5 separate regions of the Homo sapiens genome follow, and regions 1, 2, 3 and 5 are each linked to region 4. The links are chromatin contacts, found by Hi-C in ENCODE. All regions are on one chromosome and are shown on one strand. The core of a region is the stretch at or near the end of the contact, and the rest is flanking DNA. Distances in the headings are between cores, read along the strand shown.

Region 1 (5,057 bases), core at 601-3,100, 1.6 Mb before region 4:
AACTTTTTTGGTCGCCAAAGTTGTCCCATCATTCATTGATTTATTTATTGAAATATCTGTTTCACTCCTATTATGTACTAGGCACTATGCCTTGGCCATCCATCCCCTACAGCTCTCAGAATAATTCCTACCCATTGCAAGGGCTTCATAAAGGTTTACTGCACGAATGAAGAAAAGATGCTTCTCTCCTTTGAATTAAAAGGATCTATAAAACTTGGGTCAGATTCAGTTTTATAATTTGCATTCTATAAAGTTCATCTAAATATCAGAGATTCCTTTTCTGATAGTAAGAATAGGAATCTTAAAATACAAATAGTAGCACTTGATGGATATTGGAATGAAGTATATGCTCAGCATAACATTTAAGGCCCTGAAGCACTTTATCTTCACCTCCTAGTCCTTCTTGTAGATTCAAAATTATAGCCAAGCTGTTTCCAGAAGAATTCTGCCTTTTCTCTGGAAACCCTCGGCCTGAAAAGCATTCCCTGCCCCTCCACATGGCAGATGTCACTCAACCTTTAAGGCCCACCCAAAGTTCCTCCTTCCTTTTTTTTTTTTTTTTTTTTTTTTTTTTTTTTTGAGACGTAGTTTTTTGCTATTGTCGCCCAGGCTGGAGAGCAATGGCGCGATCTCGGCTCACTGCAACCTCTGCCTTCCAGGTTCAAATGATTGTCCTGCCTTAGCCTCCCGAGTTGCTGAGATTACAGGCGTCCACCATCACGCCTGGCTAATTTTTGTAACTTTAGTAGAGACGGGGTTTCACCGTGTTGGCCACGCTGGTCTCGAACTCCTGACCTGATCTGCTCACCTCGGCATCCCAAAGTGCTAGGATAATAGGCGTGAGCCACCGCGTCCGCCCCCCTACTCCTCCTTTTTGATGGCTCATGATTACTACCAGGCAGTGACTTGGTCCATCCTCCACCCTTCCTGAATACCTTGAACAAGCAAACATTATGGCACTTGGATTTGACTATCACATTGTAGCTTTAAAAAAAAAAATTCAACTCTCCTGCCTTACACAGAGAAAGACATACACTTCTGAAGGCTGGCCTTCAACAGATGCTTTTTATTGGCCTTGAACCAGCCTTTTTTTTTTTAACAAAAAAATTTTCCAATGCACGCAAAAGTAGAGAGAATAATATAATAAATCCCTACATATACATCACCCAGCTTTAAATTATCAACTCATGAGCATTTTTATTACACTTTCCCTCCACCTTGGCACCAATGACTTACTTTCAAGCAAATCAAAAGATTCAAGTCTATTTCTTAGAAAATATAACTACAATTATTTCATCTAAAATATTACAAATAATTATTTAATGTCGTTAAATATCCATCATTTCATTCAAGCATATTTTGTGAAAGAGCTGCTTAATCCCTGCATGTTATTTTTTCTATTTTGAAATCATGGAAAGAACAGGGAAAAGGGGAAGGAAATTTGTGAGAATGCATAAATAAGTTTCAAAGAGCCTAGATGTCCTAGATGAGAAAGAATCTGACCTGGTTTAGGGTGGGAGAAATTTATTTCTCTACTTCTCCGGAGGAGGAGGGTGCGACTTCAGGCCGGCTGATGCAGGAGGAGGTGCGGAGGGTAGAGTGGTACTACCTCCGTTGGGAGTTCCTTCCGGATAATCCCAACGCGGAGCGAGGAGGCAGCGCTTTTTTGGAGGCTTGGCTTCCCGTGCGTTTCCAGGTGGGAGAGTGGATCTCCCGGAGGCACAAGGTTGGTCTCCCATAAGGATTACAGAAACGGGTCGTCAGTTTTCTCCGGTGGGCCCTGGCAAAGCCAAGAGACCTGAGATGGCGGCGAGTCCCCTCCAGGCACAGAGCTGGCTTCCTCCTGTTTCGCTCTTACCGTATTTCCTGTATCCTGAGACGTACATCCCTTCTCCGCCTCCACCCCTCCTCCCTACCCCATTCTATTTTAATGTTTCTATTAGGATGGGTGTTAAAAACCGATGTCGTTATTTAATATAGTGTTTTTCCATCGCGCCCCACCCCCACTAAATGTAAATAAATTTATTGAGAATTTAATATAATTTATGCAATTTTAAGATGAGAAGAAATTCAAGTTTACCTTTAAGTGGTAAACTCTGAATGGCTTATATGTGTGGGAGGGACGCGGGGGTGGGCGGTAACCAAATAAATTATTGAAGAGCTTTACAAGCCAGCTGCAGATGCACATCACAGAGCTGTGAAACTAGCTACAAACATTTAAAAAGCAATATGCAAACATGTAAGTTGACTAGAGTGCAGAATAGCACACTAGCACAAACCATGGAAATTGAATGTGGAAAATGAATTCACCGTATGTCATAGAATCTAAGATCATTTTTTCTTTATTTTTTAAGCAAATTTGTAATTTTTGAAGGCTTATTATGTTTTTCCCCAAATTTGAATATCTAGGAAATCTCTGCGACCTAACAATTGATGGTACACTATACTTTAGTTGGCAGCTTTTTTTTTTCTTTCTTGTAGGTATGGAAAATAATGACCCATCTTACTAGTGATGATATGTTATATTCTATGATTTATGGTAACCAGAAGAAAGTACCACGTGTCTCAGAAGAAAAGGCTTCTGGAACTTCTTAGACCTTCATTATTAAAATAGCCTACACATCCATCTCCCTTTAGCTATGGACAAACTAGATCACACTTCTTCAGCTTTGTTCTCAGTGCTTTTTGTTTGTTTTTTGTTTTTTTAAATGGAGAGAGCTTAGTCCTTAATGCCAGAGTAGAAGTGCCTGTTAAACTCTGCTGTTTACAAGCTCTGAGCTCTTTGAGTAATTATTTAAATTCTTGGAACTTTGGTTTCTAGGCCATAATTTTTTCCTTGCAAAGGTGTTTCCATAACCAGGGATAATACATGTAAAGCATTTACTACTATAACTATCTCTTATCTCCACCCTTCTACCTTCCTCCAAGTAACCAGCACAGCCCTTTACACAAATTAGGTACTCAGTAAATATTTGGGAAATAAATGACCCCGTGGTTTTGTGCCAAATGCTACTAATAAAGACAGAAAAGTCAGATGTAGCTGTAGCTTAATGAAAAGATGTGAGGGAGGCATTGAGAGAGGCAATATTTTAGAGCTAGAAGAGTAGTTGGAACTAGACATACTGATGTGGGAGACAGCAACATAGAGGTGATAGTTAAAGACAAGGGAATGGATTATATCCCCAAGAGAAAATCTAAAGGAAAAATAATTGAGCTAAAAACAGAATATTGAGTAATTAGAGACAGATAGAAGAAAAGAAGTCTGCTGCAAAGGCTGAGAAAGAGTGGTCAAAGTCAGCGAAGAAGATTCTAACCCAGAGTTTCTCAATCTTGGTGCTATTGACATTTGAGGCCAAATCAATCTTTGTAGTGGTTGCCAGAGTTTACCGTTTAGCAATGTCCTAAGCTAAGCCTCTACCAACTATATGCCAGTACTACTCCCTACTCCTCAAGTTGTGATAACCAAAAAGATTTCCAAACATTGCCAGATGTCCCCTCGGGTACACAATTGTCCCCAGTTGAGAACCATTGGTCTATCCTTAATCCACCAAATTTGCTCCTTTCCTAGTTTTTTTTTTCTTTCATCTCAGTGAAATGTTATGCCTTCCACTCAGATATACAAGTCAAACTTTGGAGTCTTTATTTTTAGAAACTGAAGAATATTTTATTATTTATTCAAGTAAATGAAGTAACAATTTCACAGTCTTTTTACATAGGTCTCTAAATCTTCACGACTAAAGACATTAAGAGTTGCAGTTAAGTCGTTCTATAGCTATAGTTTTAGCAAATTAAGAGAAATATGTGCCTCGTTAGTAAAGTAACAGGAATTAAAAATTTTATCAACTCCAGCTAGGTTTAATTTACGGTAAACATTTGACTTGAGGTGAAAACAGTCCCAACTTAGAGTTGCTTCTATCAACATTGACTATTTATACCACAATTAGATTTATTTATTTATTTGTTTATATGCTTTGTGGTAAAGCATACATAACATAAACTTTACCATCTTAACATTTTTTAAGTGTACAGTTCAATAAGGTAAAGTATATTCTCATTGTTGTACAACCAATCTCGAGAACTTTTCCATACCTATCAAACAACTCTCCATTTTACCCTCCTTCCAGCTGCTGGAAACCACCATTATACTTGCAACTGGAATTTTGTTTGTTTTCATTATATTAAAACGGAGATCTAAAGCCTTTATTATTCCAGGTTTCAAAACAGGTTTTTTTTCCATCATCTTTTTTTTTTCAACATCAGTGAACCAGCTGAATGTGAATCATGAAGCCAGAAGAGGGCACTGTTAGGTTGGAGGAACATAGAGGCCAATTTGAGAAGTGCTACAGATCCAACTCTCATAATTTACAATGATCAAAAGATGACAATAGAAAATAAAACTAAACCCACCTCTGAGTGATAGTAAATGGTTTTCATTTAGTTTTTTAAATTGAGAAGTTGGGTGATTAATTTGATTTCTTTTGAAAATTAGCTTTTCTTTTTAAAATTTTCTTAATTTTTAAATTTTTTTATTTCTATAGGTTTTTTGGGGAACAGGTGGTATTTAGCTACATGAGTAAGTGCTTTAGTGGTGATTCGTGAGATTTTGGTGCACCCATCACTCGAGCAGTATACACTGAACCCAGTTTGTAGTCTTTTATCCCTCATGCCCCTCCCACCCGTTCCCTGAGTCCTCAAAGTCTATTTTATCATTCTGATGCCTTTGCGTCCTCATATCTTAGATCCCACTTATGAGTGAAAACATACGATGCTTTGTTTTCCATTCCTGAGTTATTTCACTTAGAATAATACTGTCCAGTTCCGTCCAGGTTGCTGCAAATGCCATTAATTCGTTTGTTTTTAAGGCTGAGTAGTATTCAATCATATATATATATATACACACACACACACACACACACATACATATATATATAACAATATTGTTATATATATATAACAATACATATATTGTTATATATATATAACAATACATATATTGTTATATATATAACATATATTGTTATACATATATTGTTATACATATATATAACAATTTTGTT
Region 2 (4,867 bases), core at 1-2,500, 1.4 Mb before region 4:
TCGTGCTGGTAGTTGCAGAACTCTGGGTAGCTGGCGGTGGTGCCCATGGATTGGGTAGTGGATCGCGATTTTCTGTGCGGGAAGGCTGCGTACCTTCCCCAGAGGAGGAACTACTCCCCACGGAGGCAAATGGATTACCCCCAAACTGCTCTTGTGCGGCATTCAGCATCGGCTCTTGAATGTCAGTGTACATGCGCCGTAAAGCATTATAGCCACCTGGGATGCTTTCTAGATTGCTAAGAGCCAGGTCTTGATTTCTCATCATCTCTTGCATCATGGCTGGATTCCTGGCAATTTCGAGTGTCTGCCTCATTATGTCTGGGTTGTTGAGCAGGTGACTGATTTCTGGGTTTCTCTGAATCAATTGCTGCATCTGTGGATTAGCCATAATGAGCTGCCTCATCAGATCGGGATTCGAAAGCATGCTCTGAACAAAGGGATTTTCCATTATTTGGATCATCATCTCAGGGCTGGCCATAAGCTGCTGCTGCATCTGGCTCTGGAGCTCAGAGAAGTTGGTCGAGCTCAAGCCCAGGCTGCTAAGGCCTGCAAGTCCTCCCAGGCTCCCCAACCCAAACGGGTTGCTATTTGTGGAAATAGGTGTGGAGTTACTCCTGGGAGTCGACGCCGAGGTAGTGTTAGTTCCCGCGGCATTGCTAGGCTGCGTGGACTGGCCCTGAGGTCGGTTCTGGCTTTTGATGACAAGGTGAACAGTCAGCCCATCATGGATGCCATGCTGGATCAAGGTATCTTGATCTTTTAAGATTTTTCCGGCAAAAATCAGCACTAGCTGATCGGTTTGGGATTTGAAGCGTTTCGAAATCGCTTCCTTAAACTGCTGAACCGAGCTGTTCTCGGGCACCGCGAACTCCTCTTTCTCTTTGGGAGTCTTCACCGTGACTTTGATGATTTTAGGCTCAGCCGGGGCAGCAGCCGAGCCTTGGGCCGCAGCAGGGCCGCGGGAGGGGCGCGGGGGGCCGCTGCTCTCGCCATTCTCAGCCATGGCGGCCGCGGTGACGCAGGCGGGCAGGGAAGGCGCGGGCGGGCGAAAGAGAGAGCGCGAGGGAAGGAGGAAGGAAGGAGGCACCGCCGCAGCGGGCTGGGCCGGGTCAGGCGGGGAGCGCGGAGCACGGTACCTCTGTGATGAAGACTGCGGTTCCCTGGTCCTCCGGTGGAGAAAGGCCTGGGCGTAGGCCGCTGGCTGAGGTCTCCGCGCTCCGGTCTCTGGGCCTCCTCCGCCGCCGCCTTGTGATCCGACCGCGCGCACTCCCAGCAACTCTGGCAGCCGCTCCGCCTGCTGATCCCCGCCCCTTCCCCTCCCCCAGTTCCGCGCTCGCCTCCCCGCCCCCTCTGCTGACGCGGCGCCAGGCCTAGATTGATAGATTTGGCTCGGTCAAAATTAAAAACTTCTGCACTGAAAAGAAAAAAGGGAGAGAGAGAAACAAAGGGAGAGAGAGAAGAGAACAGAACAGTACAGAGCAGGCGAGGCAGAGAGGGTGAGACGGAGAGAAGGAGGCGGTAGAGAGTCAGCTTCTGTAAACGACATTAAAAGACCAATGGAGAATGTATATTAGCAATCTGTAAGGCAGTAAAAGGGTGAAAGCCTGAATCGAACAGATCCCACGTATAAGACGAAAAATGAATAATAAAGAACTCTGACAAAGCAAAAAGAAAAGAGGAACACCTCCAGTAGGGGAAGGGAAGAAGACAGAGCAGGAGCGTGCATTTTACAAAAGGAGTGCAAATGGCCAATAGACATTAAAAAAGGATGATTAATTTCACTACTAATAAAAAGAAATCAAGTTAAAACAATAAAATTCTACTTTTGGCTTATCATATTGGCAGGGAAAAAAATAATGGTAAACCTTCTTGTTGACAGGGACCCTAAAAAATGCCCTCTCAGGCTAGCTGAAGTGTGAATTGTTACAACCATAGGGCAATTTGAAAATATATATCAGCATTTTGAATGTTTCCACCTTTATTTAGAAATGCCTAACCTAGACACTTCGCCTAATAATCGGATGAGGATGCAAAAATATTTATGTATAAAATGTATATACATTGTAGCATTTTAAAATGTTATTTAAATATATTAACTATCTGTTTACATGAGATTAGTTGAGCACATTATCATATTACCATACAAGAAAATATAGAGTGTCTTTAAAGGTATACATGAAATAAACTGTAGTTATAGGGAAATCACAGAGTATTTTCAATTATGCCTTTGTATATTTCTGTACAGTTACAAACTATATAAGAATATATGTTCCAATATCAAAAATACAATAAATATATTTTTATTTTAAAAGCAATTTTTGAACAGTTTGTTGTATATGTAAACCGTATGTGTAAAAAAATCTGGAAGGCTATGCACAAATAAGTTAATGGCTGTTAGTACTGTTTGCTGAAATTATGAATAATTCTTATTTTCTATTTTCATAAGATTTTGAATTTTCTGATGATTTTTGTAAGTATGCACTACAGAAAGGTATTTTGGGGAAGAGTATGGGTAGAAATTGACAGGCACATAATAGTAGTGGCAAACATTGACATATTTACCTAATTTAATTACAGATTAAGTAAGAGCAATAAAGATGTAGCAATGCTGAGAAAGAGAACTTGAAAAATAGAAGAAATAATTTCAAATTTATCTATATATTTCTAACTCTAGGTTAAACCACACAGAAAATTCTTCCCCAACCCCCACCCTCTACCAAGCATCCACCAAAGCACCACTGCTTTCAACATTTAACAGCATTTCAAAGTCATTAGGTCACAAATACTTTAATAAATCTGAAGATAAGAAAAATATATATATACAGGTATGTTATATCCATCGATGGAGAAATGGAAGAATTAATATTATTTTACCTCTCTATTTTATTAATATAATTAATAAAATACAGAGGTAAAAAGATGACTAGCTTTAAATATGTTAATATGTATAGATCTAAAAAGCCAAATTAATTAGTATTAGGTTGATGCAAAAGTAATTGCGGTTTTTGCCATTGAAAGTAACGAATTGTTACTATTATACAATGGTTTTTGCCATTGAAAGTAATAGCAAAAACCGCAATTACTTTTGCACCAACCTAATACATGCCAAACAGCACTCTAATACATTCTTATGTATATTTGAAATATTCTTTTAGAAATATACCAAACTTGCACCCATGAGGAAGAGGAAATGGAATAGGATACAGGATAGTGAGTAAAGGGAACTTAAATATGTAAAAATGCTTTTTATCTTTAAAATGAAAGCAAATATGATAAAATATCAGCAATAGTTAATTATGGGTGGTGAGAATATGAAAATATTATAGGTAATCTTTAATTTCCATAGAATAAAGCTAGATATTAATAATCAAAGTATGAACAAAAAACCAACCATTTGATTATTAAAACATAACTGAATACTTTTGGGGCAAAGTGCAATGTTCTTATTAGAATAAATTTACAAAAATAATGATAATGAGAGCATATACAGCAATACTAATGCTAGGATTTTTCTACGTGTGATCTGAGAACATTGTTAAGAATGCATGTTTCTAGGCCCCACGCCAAACCTACTGAAATAAGTGGTGCACTGGAAGCTGCATTTGTATCAAGGTCCAGTTTAATATTATTTCATTTATTAAGTACTATGTGGATGAACTCAGAGTCAAATTTATACATTCAAAGACTTAAAATATCAAACAACAGATTGAAAATAAGGGAAGTAGGCATTCGAATAAAGAAGGCAACGGAAAATAAAAGGAGGGAAGTGAGGTGACAGCTATAGAATGATAAAAGCAAATATTAATGAATTAACAAACAGAAAAAATAAAATTTGTTAAGTAAATCTAAGAAAGTATTTGAAGAATCAAGTCAAATACACAAATCTTTATTAATTGGCGATTGTCTTGGCTGACAATTCCCTCACCAAAATACACATCAGAGGGGCAAAACCATACTCACCCTCTTGAGGAAACCTTCCAGAAACACACTTCTTTGCATTATCTTTCTTTACCTTAAAAATTATGTGATTGTGATTTTTTGACATTTTACTTCAAAATATATTACTTTTAATGTTTTAAGTTACAATGAAATAAAATTAACATTTTAGTAGTAGAACATACGTATCCTCATTAGGGAAAAGGACAGCATTAATTAGCTGAAACAAAGAAAGCACCAAGAAAAATATACGAACTAGTATTGTGTGAATACATTTAGTCACAGATGAAGGAGATTTTTTTTTTAATAAAAAAGAAATACGTTGTAAAAAGATTGGCTAATGACAAAAAAAAAAAAAAAAAGCCCTGATGACTACATTTCTAGGAAGATAGATATGGCCAAAATATATTCCAGAAGTAGAAGATCTTAACAAACCATGTAAGAGACATGTAAGAAAATGAACAAGGCCAGGTGCAGTGTTTCATGCCTGTAATCCCAACACTTTGGGAGGCCAAGTCAGGCGTATTCCTTGAGCCCAGGTTCAAGAACAGCCTGGGTAACATGGCGGGACCCCATCTCTACAATTTTTTTTTTTTTAAACTAGCTGAGCTTGATGGCTAGTGCCTATAATCCAAGCTACATGGGAGGATGAGGTGGGAGGATCGCTTGGGCCTGGGAGGTGAAAGTTGCAGTAAGCCTTGATCATGCCACCACACTTCAGCCTGGGTTACAAGAAAGTAAATAACTAGTTATTCTAAAAATCACCTTTCTTGTTCGTAGTGGCTGCTGAGCTTACGTTTTTTACCCTCTCTCTTTACCAAATCCCACTGAAGTGACAGAAATGAGAAAAATAATAACCCCCGAACAGTAAGCCTTGATCATGCCACCACACTCCAGCCTGGGTTACAAGAAAGTAAATAACTAGTTATTT
Region 3 (5,399 bases), core at 2,055-4,554, 1.7 Mb after region 4:
CCTTATAAAGGTCCTTATAAGGACTCTCTCTATCCTTATTGAATCTAGTTTGAGCAAGAATCCTGCTAAGTCAATTTAGGGGAAATTTCCCACCCTTGGTATCTGACTACCCTGGATTCTTATCATCCTGGCCTGCCTTCAGCAATAATCCTATCAAGTCAGTTTAGCCAGAAACCCCTTGTCCTAGATGTTTCCTCTTAGTAGTTTCTCATCCACTGACCCTACCCTGCTCCTTGGTTACAAATCTCCACTTGTCATTGTTGGACTTAGAGTTGAGTCCAATCTTTCTCCCACTGCAAGACCCCATTGCAGTGGTCTGCATACCTGTCGCCATGGCCTTGAATAAAGCCTGGCCCTACCATCTTTAATAAGTGTCATGAGTAATATATTTCTTTAAAAATATGTAACCTCTCTTTGCCTCAGATTCATCCCTCACAGGGTCATTTGGAAGATTGAAATAGTGTGAGAGAAGGTGCTTAGGAAATGAGTTCCAATCTTGACCTCTACTGGGTCTCTCTTATCTGTTCTCTTCCCCAGAGCAGTATCACTTGTGTTCAAAAGAGTGCAGACTCTGGAGCCAGACTGCCTGAGTTTGAAGTCCTGCTTTGCTTCTGACTAGTTGTGAGAACTTGGGAAGTGGCTTAACTTTTCAGTACTCACTTTCTTCATCTGTAAAACGAGGAGGATGGTAATGCCTACCTCATAGGGTTGTTGTGAGGACTAAGAGTAAATATGGCCGGGCGCGGTGGCTCAGGCCTGTAATCCCAGCATTTTGGGAGGCCGAGGTGGGCGGATCACAGGGTCAGGAGATCGAGACCATCCTGGCCAACATGGTGAAACCCCGTCTCTACTAAAAATACAAAAACTAGCCAGGCGTAGTGGCACATGCCTGTAATCTCAGCTACTCAGGAGGCTGAGGCAGGAGAATCGCTTGAACCCGGGAGGTGGAGGTTGCAGTGAGCTGAGATCGTGCCACTGCACTCCAGCCTGGCAACAGAGCGAGACTCTGTCTCAAAAAACAAAACAAAACAAAAAAGAGTTAATATGGGCCGGGTGCGGTTGCTCATGCCTGTAATCCCAGCACTTTGGGAGGCTGAGGCAGGTGGATCACCTGAGGTCAGGCGTTCGAGACCAGCCTGGCCAACATAGTGAAACCCTGTCTCTACTAAAAATACAAAAATTGACCAGAGTGGCTCATGCCTGCAATCCCAGCACTTTGGGAGGCCAAGAGGGGCAGATCACCTGAGGTCAGGAGTTCGAGACCAGCTTGGTCAACATGGCGAAACCCCATCTCTACTTAAAAAAATAGCAAAAAAAAAAAAAAAAAAATTAGCCAGGCTTGGTGGCACGCACCTGCAACTCCAGCTACTTGGGAGGCTGAGGCAGGAGAATTGCTTGAACCCGGGAAGCAGAGGTTGCAGTGAGCTGAGATCAAGCCACTGCACTCCAGCCTGGGTGACAGAGTGAGACTCTGTCTCAAAAAAATAAAATAAAATAATAAATAAATAAATAAATAAGTAAATAAGAGTTAATATGCTCACAACAGATCCTGAGACATGGTATGTGAGTTAAACAGTACTACTGGGTATGAATGTTTCTCATTCATAAGAACCATTAGGTTTTAAGGTCCCTGAAGCCTCAACCTACCATCTGCAGAAGGAGCAGCCAGAGGCTCCCTTTCCTTTGCTTACAGGGGTCTGGGGTCAAGGTCATTAACCCAATCTCCCACTGTCTTAACTTCCTGAATGGTGGTCTGGAGTTATTCTTCTGGGTGCTTGCCAAGGCCCATCTGCGGGTCTTCCTCAGTCTCAGTGGCAGATGAGGAAGCAGTGGTTTCCCCAGGCCAGAGACATCTCCACAGCAGGTTCCTCAACTCCACCCTGCCCAATGGACCCTCCTTTTTGACTCAGAGGCCCCCAGAATGTGGGGTGGGCCTTTGGAGCTGACTGAAGGACTCCAAGGGGATAGGGTAGGGCGTGGTTACCGCCCAAATTTAGCCTTTAGTCAGGGAAGGGGGTGGTGGGGGAGTAGATGGTTTGGGGACGACTGGACCTCAGACTGGGTCCCTTGTAAGGATGTGAGGGCAGGCTCAAGAGGGGTTTCCTCCGAGTCAAACACATTCACTCCCCTCCGTCTTCTGGTTTTTAGTCCCTGCCAGGGGACCACACAGGTGAGTCCAGGTGAAAGGAGCAACCACAACTGCCGGCCACCTCTACTCCGCGCCAGACGAAACCGCCCCAAGGGCGCCGCACTTTACCGCCCTCTGTGACCTGTCGCTGTCACACACCGAGTGAGTGTGAGAAGACGAGACCTCGGGAGAAGGAGGGCGACAGCGGGCACCAAGATACACAGGTCCTTTATCCATACCTCCTAACAGCCACCCGCTATGGGCCGGGCCTCCGTCCTCCCAACTGCCAGCTCCACTGGAGACACTCCAACCGCACTGGGAGCGCCTTGTGAGCAGGACACGCATGCGCGGGTAGCACCTCCACCAGCCAGCCGGCTGACCCCGCCGGGGACCTGGCAGGGATGGGGAGCGCATGCGCAGATGGCGCGCACCGCTCCCAAAAGACAGGGTGTGGGTGGCGACTAGACTCTGGACCTGTGGATCTCGGTGCCCGCTGTCGCCCTCCTTCTGCCGGGTCTCGTCTTCTCATGCTCACTCGGTCAGGTCTATAGTACAGCCTCGTACTGGAGTCTTAGTGTAAGTCCTTCCGTTTAATCAGCAGTCCCTCTAATAAAGAAAATGAATGAGTGAATAGCAAACATGGTAAATCTAAGGTGACTTTGCTTAAAGCGGGTGAGGCCAGTACATCGCCACCCAACCCTTGGTTCCGGAGCAGGCGTCTTTTCTTCCTCACCTGGAAGTGGCAGAAAAAAAAGAACTTGTCTTCTGCCCGTGCCCGATCAGGGGCTCCCCACTGCACCCCACATCCCCGCCTTTGGGACAGTCTCACATGGCGAAAGTGGCCTAGGGTGGAGGGCACTGCACTAAGCACGACCCTGACTACTGACTGACCGCTTTTTATAGCCCAGGCACCTTGCAGACATGATTCGTTTCGGATAAGTCAAGTATTCATATTCCCACTTCACAGTGGAGGAAATTGAGGCTGACCCCAAAGCCGCCCCTTTAGTGGGTGCGCGATCAAGACTTATTACATAAACTGCCTTTAAGAGATGGCACCACCACCCCGCGGGCCCCCTACTTCTGGTTGTTGCCCAATCACACTGGCAGGGGTTTCACTGGCAGCTGCAGCCCCGCCCGGCTGACTCATCTTCCCCAAAGCCGTTTAATTCTGTTCCAAGTCTTTCCTAACTCGACCTTGGCGGGCGCGGAGCGGAAGGCATTATTGTCCTCCCGATTTGGGGCCGGGGGAGTTGGAAAACTAGTCTAACTCCCGGGCTGGAGAGCTAGGAAGCCCAAGAGGGCCAAGTCCTGGCTGTCTGCCTCTGACGACGAGCAAGGTGGAGGCCCTTGGTTAGCAGGATGGGTGGTGAGGAGTCCGGGAAGGAGAAGAAAGGCTCAGCGCGGCTTGCCTGAGCCTCCCTCCTCCCAGCTCCCGGCCCCTGCTGCCGGCGGCTGTCACTCCTCGCTGTGGTGCCAGCTGGCTCCCGCTTCCTCGCCTTTATTCCTACCTGCTTGCTCTCCTGCCTTCCTTCGGGCTTTTCACATCCTCTTCTTTTCCTCTCTTGCTCCCCTCCTGTTTGCCTTTCTCGACTTTCATATCGCCAGAAGATGGTCGTCTCCCTCCCGTTCCTCCCAACTCTGAATAAAAAACAGAAAACCCAACTGGTCCTATAATGGCTTCCCTAAGTCTACAGATGACTCCTGGCTTTCTAGCTCACCTGCTGGGGGGGATGTGTAAACCATGAGGTGATTTTTCCAAGACTGTGAAAGGAAGGTGGATATAAGCGGAACTGACACCGTATACTGATCACAACACTTACTGATTCCACCGGAAGATACAGGTTTATTGCTATGTCACACATATGCATTCATTCACTTAGCAAACACTGCCATCTGTTCTATGCCAGGCTCTCTGTGTTGCGTAGCAAGAATACAGAGATCAGAATAGATCCTCAGTCTCTCAGGTGGGTAAGTGTTGGTTCAGAGCTGTGGGACCCTCAGAAAGGGCATCGCACCATCCTGGGGGTTATCTGTGGGGTAGGGTTGCCACATTTAGCAAATAAAAATACAGGGTGCCCACAAGTCTGAATTTCAGATAAATAACAAATAGTTTTACAATATAAGCATGTCCCAAAGATTGCATGGGGTTACTTATATGAAAAAATTATTCGGCCGGGCACAGTGACTCACACCTAGTACTTTGGGAGGTCGAGGTGGGTGGATCATCTGAGGTCAGGAGTTCGAGACCAGCCTGACCAACATGATGAAACCTCGTCTCTACTAAAAATACAAAAATTAGCCGAGGGTGGTGGTGGGCGCCTGTAGTCCCAGCTACTAGGGAGGCTGAGGCAGGAGAATTGCTTGAATCCAGGAGGCAGAGGTTGCAGTGAGCTGAGATCGTGCCACTGCACTCCAGCCTGAGTGACGGAGCAAGATTCTGTCTCAAAAAAAAAAAATTCATCTTTATCTGAAATTCAAATTGAATTACTGAGCATCCTATACCTCATCTGGCAACACTACTGTGGGGGTATCAAGTAGTGTGTTGTTACTGGAAAGTGTCGTGTTATAGAGGCCGAAGTTAGCCAGCAGCCATCGGATTATGGAAAGCCTTAAAAGTGAGGAGGTGGGGGCCGGGCGCGGTGGCTCACGCCTGTAATCTCAGCACTTTGGGAGGCCGAGGTGGGCAGATCACCTGAGGTCATGAGTTCGAAACCAGCCTGGCCAACATGGTGAAACCCTGTCTCTACTAAAAATACAAAAATTAGCCGGGTGTGGTGGTGGGCGCCTGTAGTCCCAGCTACTCGGGAGGCTGAGGCATGAGAATGGCTTGAACCTGGGAGGTGGAGGCTGCAGTAAGCCGAGATTGTGCCACTGCACTCCAGCCTGGGCGACAGAGCAAGATTCCCTCCAAAAAAAAAAAAAAGTGAAGAGGGGGCACTGAAGGGGTTTGAAAGCAAGTGGGTAACAATAAAAATTGGGTTTTAGGAAGAGGCTTCTGCTGGTTTCTTGGATGATCCTTTTAAGAGCAACAATAGTGGAGTCTGACCAGTTGCAATTGTACAGGCAAGAGATTTTGGATGGTGATAATAGGAAAGTAGGTGGGAGGAGGTGCCAGATCCAAAAAGTATGTAGGAGTTAAATCAGCAGGACTTGGCAGTTGCTTAGATGGGGTGAAGAGGGCGTGAGTCCCAGGATCTGGCTTGGGTGTCTGGGAAGTTAGTACTGCAACCAATTGAGATACAGCAGTTTTAGGGGGCAATGATTGAGTTTA
Region 4 (5,669 bases), core at 2,880-5,379:
AATGGAGAACTCACAGTTCCACATGGCTGGGGAGGCCTCACAATCATGGTGGAAGGCAAGGAGGAGCAAGTCACGTCTTACACGGATGGCAACAGACAAAGGGAGGGAGGTTGTACAGGGAAACTCCCCCTTATAGAACCATCAGATCTTGTGAGACCCACTCTCTATCGTGAGAACAGCATGGGAAAGACCTGCCCCCATGATTCAATCACCTCCCACCGAGTCCCTTCCACAGGGTGGGGACACCACCAAACCATATCAGAAGATCTCAATCATCTCCATTTACAGCCTTTCAAAAGTTATTCTGGCTGTTGTTTCTGAGCAATTCAAAACTTCCCTGGGGCCCAATGAATCCATGTATTCTCCTGAAGGGCATCTTTTACCTGGATTAACAGCACAGCTGAGAACCAACACAGACCGGTTAGTTTAGGAAGAAAAAGAAAAGAAAAATACAGTAGACCAACATTTCCCTCCCCCATGATATTGTTCTCTTTTCACTTTTTCCATTCAATGTAGAGAAGGATATTTGAATCCCAAAATTTCTAAGCTGAGAGACCTCTGAAACATTATCCTATACAGCCATTTTCAAAATATTTTTAGCAACAGAACACTTTTGTGAAATGAAATTTCATCTAAAAGCCTACTGCAGAAAATGGGGTGATAAAGTAATATTTTTCATATAAATGTATCACTTTAGTTTCAAGTTATCTTTCTATAAAGGCTGTCAGTAAATTTGATTGAGGTTCTTTTGAGGAACCTAACAAATTATTCTGTGGATTTCTGCATAACACTTCAGTTCCATATTAACTTCTACATCTGATTTTTTGGTGTTTTTACTGTTACCGTTTCACGGCTGCAAGAAGATCTTGATTTTCACAATATATTTATCGCTAATCTGTATCTTGGGAAAAAGAGAACCTCACTTTAAAAATAAACAAGTTACAAGTAAAGGATGGAAGAAGATATACCCTGCAAACATGAACCACATAAAAACTCAAGGTGTCAAATTAATACCTCACAAAGCACTCTTTATAGTGGAGATTATTACAAGGGACAAAATCGGACATTACATAATAATCATGAGATCTGGTCATTTAAAAGTGTGTGGCGCCTCCCTCCCCTCCTCCAACTCTCTCTCTCTCTTGCTCCTGCTTTTGCCACGTGAAGTGCTTGCTCCTGCTTCACCTTTTACCATGAGCAAAAGCTTCCTGAGGCCTCCCCAGAAGCTGTTACCAGAAAGGGGTCCCGATCCAGATCCCAAGAGAGGGTTCCTGGATCTCGCCCAAGAAAGAATTCAAGGTGAGTCCACAGTGCAAAGCAAAAGCAAATTTATTAAGAAAGTAAAGTGGTGAAAGTACAGCTACTCTACAGACAGAGTAGGATATTCCCAAAAGTAAGAAAAGGAATGCATCCACCCTAGGTACAATACTCGTTTATATACAGGATAAAAAAGATTATGGGGAGATGTGCTCTGCTACAAGGGTTTGTGATAAAGGATTAATTTTCTTAATTACTATATCTTGCAAGAATTGATATTATGATCTTTAAAGCAAAATTAGGAATGCTTCTGTTCTCAAGATATTGGGATATCACGACACTCCTAAGTCTGGGTCTGTTCAGTAAAAACATCTAGAGGCTAGAAATACCTAATTTTCTGAGAATGCAGCCAAGCAAATCCCAGCCTCCTTTTTCCTAGATTTTTCCTATTTTTTCAAGATAGAATTGCTCTGGTTCGAACGCCTCTGACAAATCCGGCGCCATGCTTTCTGTACAGCCTGCAGAACCATGAGCTAATTCAAACCTCTTTTCTTTATAAATTACCCAGACTCCAGGTATTTCTTTACAGCAATGCAAGATGGCCTAATACATGGTCTGCATTGCTTAGGAGTCTCATGTTGATTGCAGTGTCCTCAGTGGTTTCTGAAGGAAGGCTAACTTATCTCCCAAATCCTGCTGGTGATGCTGATTTGCTCACGTATGTCTGTGGCTGGTGTAACTTGCATTTTTGTCTCTCTCATCTTGGTCAGAATCTGGTACTCCCTGGCTGACTCAGCCTCAGCCCATGTGTGCTAGCTTCTGCAGACCCCTCTGAATCTGGGCTTCATCCTCCCTTCAGCCCCTGGCCAGGGTTGTCCACTCCACAGCCTCAGCTGCAAGGTAACCTAGTCCTTATCTGGCTTAAGCTTGCCCCATGGTAGCACCCCTGGCTCTTGAATCAGCCACTTTCCATACCCTCCAACCCCTCCACCTTCCTCAGAGAATGCAGCCCCTTGGGGTCTCACCTACAACACAGCAATAACCAAGATCAGCTCTTGAAAGCAAAATCCCTCATTTCTAACCATCTATTTGCCCACTTTGTAGACGATAGCATGATCCGATAGACATGGAGAACATGGTGATTCAAGTAAAAGGAATGATCATTACAAAAGCTTGTTCCTTGAGAATGTGGAAGGGCATGGGATCCAAGTGAAGGGTGTTAAGGAAAAAAAATTATTCATGGCATTTGTTAAAGAACGGTAAGGCAGACTTCATTCAGGACCATCAAGATAGGTGTAGGGACCACTGCTATGGGGTTTTGCAGTGAAGGGAGAGAAACTGGGTTCCACTCCAAATACAACAACGAAAAGTGGAAATTTATAGCCAAGGAGCAGGGTGGGGAGCAATGGACGGAAAATTACTAAGAGGAAACACCACGGGTAAGGGGGTATTGTGGCTAAATTGAACTAACAGGATTGTTGGTGAAGGTGGGCCAGGGTGACTAGACATCACCTGGGGGATGAGGAACCTAACTGAGATATTGATGATGGGAAATTCTAACTAAACTGACTTAGCAGGATTCTTGTTAAAATTGCACAATGCAGCGACAAACATGGCAGTCTAAAAGTCCCCTGTCCAGGGCTGTCTACTCCACAGCCTCGGCTGCAGGGTCACCTAGCCCCTAGCTGGGTTAGGCTTCCTTTATGGCATGATCTTTAGTTCTTGAATCAGCCACTTTCCACATCTTCCCTTCCATCCTCAGGGAATGCAGCCCCCTGTGAGATCACCTACTTAACAGCAAGAACCAGGATCAGCCTAAACTCTAGCACTCCCTTTGCCAACTTTTTAGATAATAAATACAGATAGAGGAACATGATAATTCAGGAGAAAGCATAACTGCAAAGGATGATCCCTTAAGAAGGTGGAAGGCATAGGATCCAGGTGAAGGGCCTGGTCTCAAGTAGGATCCTGTCTCTTCCTCCAGGGAAGCAGCCAAGATTATAAGTGCAGGTCTACTGCTGTTGGGAAGTGGTGTGAATTCTTCTCTGATTGCTTCTATTTTCTCAAGGGAATATCAGTGAATATCATGAGAAAATTGGGTGCTGGTGCTTGTGGAGGGATCTTGTAAGTAGACTAGACAGAGAAGGTACACTTGTGGAGGGTGTACATTGTTTGTCTACTTGGCGGCGGGGGGACTGCCAGGAGAGTAGGGAGGAGAGAGTTAATAGCTTTGGGTAAGCTGGCTAAGGAAGGTGAATGGTGAGGAACGCGGTTGTGGTTAGTGGAGAGGAGGCCTCCTTGAGGCTAAAGGCTGTGGATGCTGGGGCACTGGAAGAGGTAGCTGTTAGGACACGATCGGGTGCTGCCCGTTATGAGAATGGGGGATGCAAGAAATGGACATCGTGGAGGGGCGCGGTCTTTCCTGAGGCCCAGGGCATGACCGCGGGCAGAAGAGACTTAAGTGGGGGGAAGGAGACCCCCCCGAGGACGGAGAGGCGCCGGCCACGGCCTGGTCAGCCCCGGGGGCGCTGAGGTCGCCGAGGAGGATCAGCGGTGTGAGGGCTGCGAGGACAGGGCGTGTGCCACGTGAGAAGCGTGTTCAGAGGCTGGCTGGGTGGGAGGAGAATGTCCATGGGATTGGCACAGGTCTCGAACATGGGGCGGCTCGGGCAGTCGCGCAGCAGAGCCTGACCCTCAGCGGATCGTCCCTCAGGCGTCAGCTCCCAACTGCAGGGAAGGGAGCCTGCGGCGGACCCAGAGGAAACAGGAGCCGACCTCCCCGGGCTCCGATGCGCAGGCCCAGAGCCCGTCAATCCTTGGCCAGCCCCGCCCTCCGGGCTGCGTTTTTCCGGCGGCGCAGGAACTTCCTGCGCGGTTGCTATGGTTCCGAGGGCAGGACTATGGGAGGCTGCCCTGTACGGTAAGTTCGTCGGGGCCTTTCCGGCCGGTACCAGTCCGAGCTCTGGTCCCCACGGTCATCACGCTTTGCTTTCTCAGCCAAGATCTCGGGGCTCAGGGCGGAAACGCAGCGGATATGTATTTTCTTCCGGGGTTGGTGGCGCTCGGCTCTCATGACCTGCAGGTGACAGTGTTGGCCGGTGGCGCGGCCCTGCTTGCCTCGTGCCCCGCCCTTCGTGCTTGAAAAAAAATCCCGCGAAGCCTTCTCCGAAAGAACATGCTGGTTCTTTGGTTGTCAGTGCCTTACAAGCCCTGGAGGCGGGGGTGAGGTGGGGATGTGGTCCCTCGCGAAAACTCAGTCAGTGGACAATAGCATTCTGTTTTTCAAATTGGCATTTCCTCGGTGAGGCTGCTAGGTACCCTAGCAACTGGTATTTCTGTTTCTCTGATTGGTTTTGTCATCTTTCTCCACGTGTTACTGGGGTTCTATGGACCTTTATCAATGTATTCTTTCATTACAAACGTCTCTGAATCTCATGGTAGAAAACTTGGTTAGACTGTTAAAGCGTAATAAAGGAAACCAATCTTATCCACAGTCCGATCACCCAGCCGTGACCATTAATCATATTCTGTGATAAATTTCCTTAGATGTTTTTCATTCGTAAAGTTGCATTTTAAAAAATGAGATTAACATTGTTTCATGAACATTCCGCTTTTTAAACTCAGCTTCACACTTTGAAAAATCATTTTCATAGTATTACTCTGTTTTAAAAACAATGCAAACGTATTGTAAGCTGTTGAAAGTTTCAGTAAAACTTGAGCGCAAAATACTCAAATACTCAAAATACCATGATCAAAGACAAACATCACCATGCTCCCTAATGAAGGCAGAGCTGTGGCATGTGTTTGTTTCACTCTTTTATCCTGGCACCTGGAGGAGTGCCTAGCACTTAGTGGATGCTCAATAAACATTGTGAAATAAAATAATATTTACACCCGGTCATTTTTTCTTTATATATAATCAATCATTTCATAATGGAGTGTAATATAGGAGCAGTTTTCTACGTGATTTTTTATTTGGCATTTTGTACTCAGTACTCAGTCTCCTAGAGTCTCCTAGTACTCAGTCTCCTAGAGATGAGAATTGATTAAAGAGTAATGAAATTATAAAAATGAGTAAACTCAGCCATTCTTAGGAGTACCAAAAACTCAAAAGTAAGTCTCTAAGCAAATGTCTGGTTAATAATAGAGTGCTGTGAAAACTATGTCAAACGCTGCAATCTGATTACTTATTGACAAGGAACTTGAAACTGAAGATGTAATCTTACCAATCATTGAAAACAATTTTGAGAAAAGAATGTTTCAAGGAAGTAATCAGCCACAATCTCATGGTGACAATCTAGTGGAGTAACTATGTCATAATATTAGCTGGTATAGCAACAGTAAGTGCCTAACCACATTCAGCATACAAGAAATATCTCTTCAGTGTCGCTACACCACTGGCATAAGAACTT
Region 5 (5,068 bases), core at 1,771-4,270, 1.8 Mb before region 4:
GTTGTTTGTTTTTTTCTTGTAAATTTGTTTGAGTTCATTGTAGATTCTGGATATTAGCCCTTTGTCAGATGAGTAGGTTGCGAAAATTTTCTCCCATTCTGTAGGTTGCCTGTTCACTCTGATGGTAGTTTCTTTTGCTGTGCAGAAGCTCTTTAGTTTAATTAGATCCCATTTGTCAATTTTGGCTTCTGTTGCCATTGCTTTTGGTGTTTTAGACATGAAGTCCTTGCCCATGCCTGTGTCCTGAATGGTAATGGCTAGGTTTTCTTCTAGGGTTTTTATGGTTTTTAGGTCTAACATTTAAGTCTTTAATCCATCTTGAATTAATTTTTGTATAAGGTGTAAAGAAGGGATCCAGTTTCAGCTTTCTACATATGGCTAGCCAGTTTTCCCAGCACCTTTTATTAAATAGGGAATCCTTTCCCCATTGCTTGTTTTTGTCAGGTTTGTCAAAGATCATATAGTTCTAGATATGCTTCCAAAGCTCTCTTAACCTTGTTATTTTGGGTTCTTATGAAGGCTTCATTATGTAGACATCATGAGCCATTGGTGATCGATTCAACCTTTAACTCCTCTCTGCTCCAATCTTCTAATCATGCCCTGGTCTTTGCCGTGAACAGCCCACATCCTGAAGCTATCTAGGGGCTGCCAATCATCAGTCATCTTATTAGCATACAAAAGACACTCTTATCTCTCAGGATACTTCAAGGGTTTTAGGGGCTGTATGCCAGAAAAGGAGATCAAAGAGCAAATATATATTTCACAATATCACAGTAAACAATTCCATTTACCATAGCGTCAAAAATAATAAAATAACTTAGAAATAAATCTAACCAAAACTATAAAACATTGCTGAAATAATTTAAAGAAGATCTAAATAAATTGCAAGATACCCAGTGTTCATAGGAAACTCTGTTTGTGGGAAATTATGCCCTCTGGAAACTCTGTGTTCATGGATTGTAAGACAATATTGTTGAGATAACAATACTTCCCAAGTTTATCTGCAGAGTCAGTGCAACCCTTATCAAAATCCCAACAGTCCTTTTGTTCAGAAAAGGAAAAGACAATCCTAAAATTCATATGAAATTGAAAGGAACTATGAAATTAGCTGAGCATGGTGGTACATGCCTGTAACCCCAGATACTCAGGATGGTGAGACAGGAGAATCGCTTGAACCCGGGAGGTGGAGGTTGCAGTGAGCCGAGATTGTGCCACTGCACTCTAGCCTGGGCGACAGAGCAAGACTCTGTCTCAAAAAAAAAAAAAAAAAAAAAAAAAAAAAAGGAGCATGAGTAGCCAATACAATCTTAATAATATTTTCAGAGAAATCACACTTACTGATTTCAAACATACTGCACAGTTACAGTAATCAAAAAATAAATGTGGTTCTTGCATAAAGATAAATTAAAAACGTGGTTTTTGCATAAAATTCTATGAAATAGAATTAAGAGTCCAGATATAAGCCTATACATCTGTACTAAATTGATTTTCAACAAGTATGCCAAGACAATTAAAAAGGCTAAGAATTGTCTCTTCAACAGAAGGTGCTGAGACAACTGGATATCCATGTGCAAAACAATGAATTTGGTCCCCTTCATCACACCATACATAATAATTAACTCAAAATGGGTCAAAGACATAAATATAAGAGCTAAAAACAAACAAAATTTTACAAGAAAATATAGGGGTACATTTTCATGAACTTGGATTTGGCAGTGTTTATTTAGGTGTGACTCCAAACGCACAACCAAGTTTTAAGCTTTTGTGCATCAAAAATACTATCAAGAAAGTGAAGACACCCCACAAAACGGGATAAAATATTTTCATATCATATATCTGATAAGGTTCTCTCATCCAGAATTTAAAAAGAACAATTAACAGCCCTGCTACAAACAATTCATTTAAAAAATGAACAAAGCACTTGAAATAGACATTTCTCCAAAGATACACAAATGTCCAACAAGCACACAAAAAGATGCTCATCCTCATTAGTCATTAGAGAAATGCAAATTAAAACCACAATTAGGTACCACTTCATACCCACTAGGATGGCTGTAACGATAAAACTGATTGAATCACTTCTAAAATGTCTTTCTCCACAGATTTATGATCTCACAAATTCCTGTTTTAATTATAGCAATTGTTCTAAGTTTAGTGTCTAGGTTATTCTGTTCAAGTGAACAGAATAATTCATGCGCAAGCACAATTTATAGGTATTTAACAATTAAACGTCTGAAGATAGGAGGCAACGGCAAAATTATGAAAAATCCTAATGCTTAATTTTATGAAGCTACTACAAAACATGTTCTCAGAAAATATCTAAAAAATTGAGCAAATGTTTATTCTACATGGAAATGAGCAGGACATGAAAGTGCATATTCAAAATTATCCAAGCTTTGTAAGAGCTTAGAAAAAAGGAAAAGGAAATAGTGTTAATATTTCACTGTGAGCCCTGGAAAATGGGAGGCCGGCTTAGTTAATTATTTTCTCTTCATGTCAATTTTCTGAATTTTACAGTGTCAATATTGTGCATGCAATTCTTTTGCAATCAGGGGAAAAGAAAAGAAATCCTCAAGAAGTTAAGTCTGGGAATGACAAGTCAGTAAAAATTACGTAGATTGGGTCAAGATGGCAGCCTGAACACTGAGCAGTAGCGCATTTCTCTTGTCCTACCACAAATCCCCTTCAATGGAGGGTGGGGGGACGCGGGGAGGGAGGGGAAAGGAAAGGGCTAATTCCTGAAAGGTGGAAAGCAGAAGGGGCAGGGGCGCAGAGGGTTGAGGTTAGGTGAGGGGAGGGGCGCGTGCTAAACCAGAAGAGGTAAACCAATGCAGTGAGAGAGAGGTGGTTGTGGGCTCCACAGCTTCTGATTTGGAGGAAGCTGCGAGACCGAGAGCCTAGGAGCACCTTCCACGCCCAGGGCTGTGGTACAGGTTGGTGGGGGAGGGGCGCCACGCGGTGTTTGGCAGGAAGGGGAGGCCTCTCTACTGACCGGAAGCTGCGCTAGAAAAAGAAGGAGGAGACTGCGGCGCAGCAGCGACTAGTGGGAGTCCGATGTGGGAGAGGGGCTGCGGCCACCGCCACCGCCGCCGCCACCAGGAAGGCGGAGGACGCAGGAGCCAAGAGCAAGGGACGCCGCCACGGTCATCTTCGCCTGCCCCGCCGCCCTCTTAGAGACACTCATTGCCTATGGATCATCCTCTCCCAGCTTTTGCAAGCACCGGGCTGCTCGCCCGCTGATTTTCCTCCTCCATAGGCTCACTGCGGAGGCAACGGCGAGGTGTCCGATTTGTGCACTTGAGGCCCGCAATCCGGGACGGTGGGGAATCTGCGCCTCCTGGCCGGGTAGTGTTGGAAGCAGGGCGAGGGGAATGGGGAAACGCTTCGTATTTCACCGAACCGCAGATCTTAGCCAGACTGAGCTGGGGAGGAAGGTTACTGCAGGCACTCAGCCAGGGTGCCTTGATTTCCAGCTTTGCTATCTAGCTTTCGGGAAAAACAGGTGTGGGTTTACTGGGTGCGCTGATTAGGAGAAAAAGCTCTCCGTGTTATGCATTGATTTTGTTAATTTCCTTTCTCGGTCCACCTGGCAACTGTGCTCCTCTTCGCAGGCATGAAGACCCCGTTTGGAAAGGCAGCTGCAGGGCAGCGGTCCAGGACGGGCGCTGGCCACGGCAGTGTGTCTGTTACCATGATAAAGAGGAAGGCTGCACACAAGAAGCATAGGAGCCGACCCACCTCCCAGCCTCGGGGGAACATCGTGGGCTGCAGAATTCAGCACGGATGGAAAGATGGAGATGAACCTCTAACACAGTGGAAAGGAACCGTTCTGGATCAGGTACCTGTAAATCCCTCTCTGTATCTTATCAAATATGATGGATTTGACTGTGTTTATGGATTGGAACTTCACAGAGATGAAAGAGTGTCATCACTTGAAGTCCTTCCTAATAGAGTTGCATCATCTAGAATCAGTGATACACACTTGGCAGAAATAATGGTTGGCAAAGCAGTGGAACATATTTTTGAGACAGAGGAAGGTTCCAAAAATGAATGGAGGGGGATGGTCTTAGCTCAGGCACCTGTCATGAACACATGGTTTTACATTACCTATGAGAAAGATCCTGTATTATATATGTACCAGCTCTTAGATGATTATAAAGATGGTGACCTCCGCATCCTTCAAGATTCCAATGATTCTCCTCTGGCAGAGAGGGAGCCAGGAGAAGTCATAGACAGCCTGGTAGGCAAACAGGTGGAATACGCCAAAGACGATGGCTCCAAGAGAACTGGCATGGTCATTCATCAGGTAGAAGCAAAACCCTCTGTGTACTTCATCAAATTTGATGATGATTTCCATATCTATGTCTACGATTTGGTAAAAACATCTTAGAGGTCATCTTGAAATTTGCCAAATATATGAGACTCTAAATCTGTAGACACAGAAAGTCTTGATTGCTTTCCAGTTTGTAAGAACCATCTTCTCCCTTTTTGCACGTTTTGCTTGGCAAAAAAATTGGAACTTCTGCCCTCTCATACGTTTTTGGAAGAAACCTTTTGCCCATCTGTCCAACCTTTTCACTGGTTCCTCTCCGCAATTTAACTGATTAGTGAGAAGGGTAAAGTCTGACATCCATTGGCTCATACTTTTTTTTATCTTGGGTGGTGTTAATAGATTAAAGGTAGCTGAACACCTCTCACCTCACTCTTTTTGGCACTTGGACTCTACACTCATTGAGGTGTGAAGCTTGCTGAGATATCCCATGTGACTGGCTGGGTAAGTGTCTTTGCAATCTCAAATCTCCCCCAAGTGGCTTCAAAAATCTAACTTGGGAAAGAGTGGGAAGCCCATTTTGGTCTCTTGTTCAAGTTGCATTCTCAGTTCTAACTGTACTAAAAGTAAGGCTAATAATTTTGCTCTCTTTCCGGTTCTTTCACCTATTGCTCAACTGTTTTAGAATTAAGAAGGTAATTACTTTGCATTTTAGTACCTAACCATAGGCTGAGAAACCTTGCAAAACTGATAAGAAGACAAGCATTTGGGGACCAAACTCCAAGTGGAGAGATCAAG

Evidence for each region. A loop is a pair of places that touch in the nucleus more often than their neighbours do. Pooled maps may share reads with other maps.
Region 1: a map of naive thymus-derived CD4-positive, alpha-beta T cell shows a loop between it and region 4 (17-fold over the local background). The contact joins the promoter of NBDY here to the promoter of VCF2 in region 4. A Hi-C loop is called at or near these places in 1 of 168 maps with a recorded cell type or tissue (naive thymus-derived CD4-positive, alpha-beta T cell), 8 of 37 single-sample maps with no recorded cell type and 13 of 50 pooled maps.
Region 2: a map of heart left ventricle shows a loop between it and region 4 (9-fold over the local background). The contact joins the promoter of UBQLN2 here to the promoter of VCF2 in region 4. A Hi-C loop is called at or near these places in 4 of 168 maps with a recorded cell type or tissue (CD8-positive, alpha-beta T cell, heart left ventricle and naive thymus-derived CD4-positive, alpha-beta T cell), 6 of 37 single-sample maps with no recorded cell type and 20 of 50 pooled maps.
Region 3: a pooled map shows a loop between it and region 4 (4-fold over the local background). The contact joins the enhancer-like site here to the promoter of VCF2 in region 4. A Hi-C loop is called at or near these places in 6 of 50 pooled maps.
Region 5: a map of chondrocyte shows a loop between it and region 4 (8-fold over the local background). The contact joins the promoter of SPIN3 here to the promoter of VCF2 in region 4. A Hi-C loop is called at or near these places in 1 of 168 maps with a recorded cell type or tissue (chondrocyte), 2 of 37 single-sample maps with no recorded cell type and 5 of 50 pooled maps.

Annotation. Positions count from the first base shown.
Region 1 is chrX:56,726,036-56,731,092 of GRCh38, reverse strand. NBDY (negative regulator of P-body association) reads right to left here and starts at 1,850. Exons shown (of 3, transcript NM_001348129.2): 1 at 1,504-1,850. The coding sequence starts at 1,739. The coding sequence ends at 1,533. RefSeq lists an enhancer at 1,730-1,809.
Region 2 is chrX:56,560,010-56,564,876 of GRCh38, reverse strand. It overlaps UBQLN2 (ubiquilin 2), which reads right to left and starts at 1,250. Exons shown (of 1, transcript NM_013444.4): 1 at 1-1,250. The coding sequence starts at 1,003. RefSeq lists enhancers at 254-313, 324-523, 920-1,547.
Region 3 is chrX:53,438,881-53,444,279 of GRCh38, reverse strand. No RefSeq gene overlaps it. Among named protein-coding and RNA genes, the nearest start is that of HSD17B10, 7.2 kb to the right of the region's middle. Within about 2 kb of position 3,304, at least 25 of the 41 ENCODE cell types and tissues checked have a DNase peak (open chromatin) inside an H3K27ac peak, as active enhancers do.
Region 4 is chrX:55,159,645-55,165,313 of GRCh38, reverse strand. VCF2 (VCP nuclear cofactor family member 2) reads left to right here and starts at 4,129. Exons shown (of 3, transcript NM_001166701.4): 1 at 4,129-4,177. The coding sequence starts at 4,158. RefSeq lists enhancers at 3,340-3,840, 3,841-4,341, 4,167-4,466.
Region 5 is chrX:56,993,493-56,998,560 of GRCh38, reverse strand. It overlaps SPIN3 (spindlin family member 3), which reads left to right and starts at 3,020. Exons shown (of 2, transcript NM_001010862.3): 1 at 3,020-3,345; 2 at 3,612-5,068. The coding sequence starts at 3,614. The coding sequence ends at 4,390. RefSeq lists an enhancer at 2,989-3,088.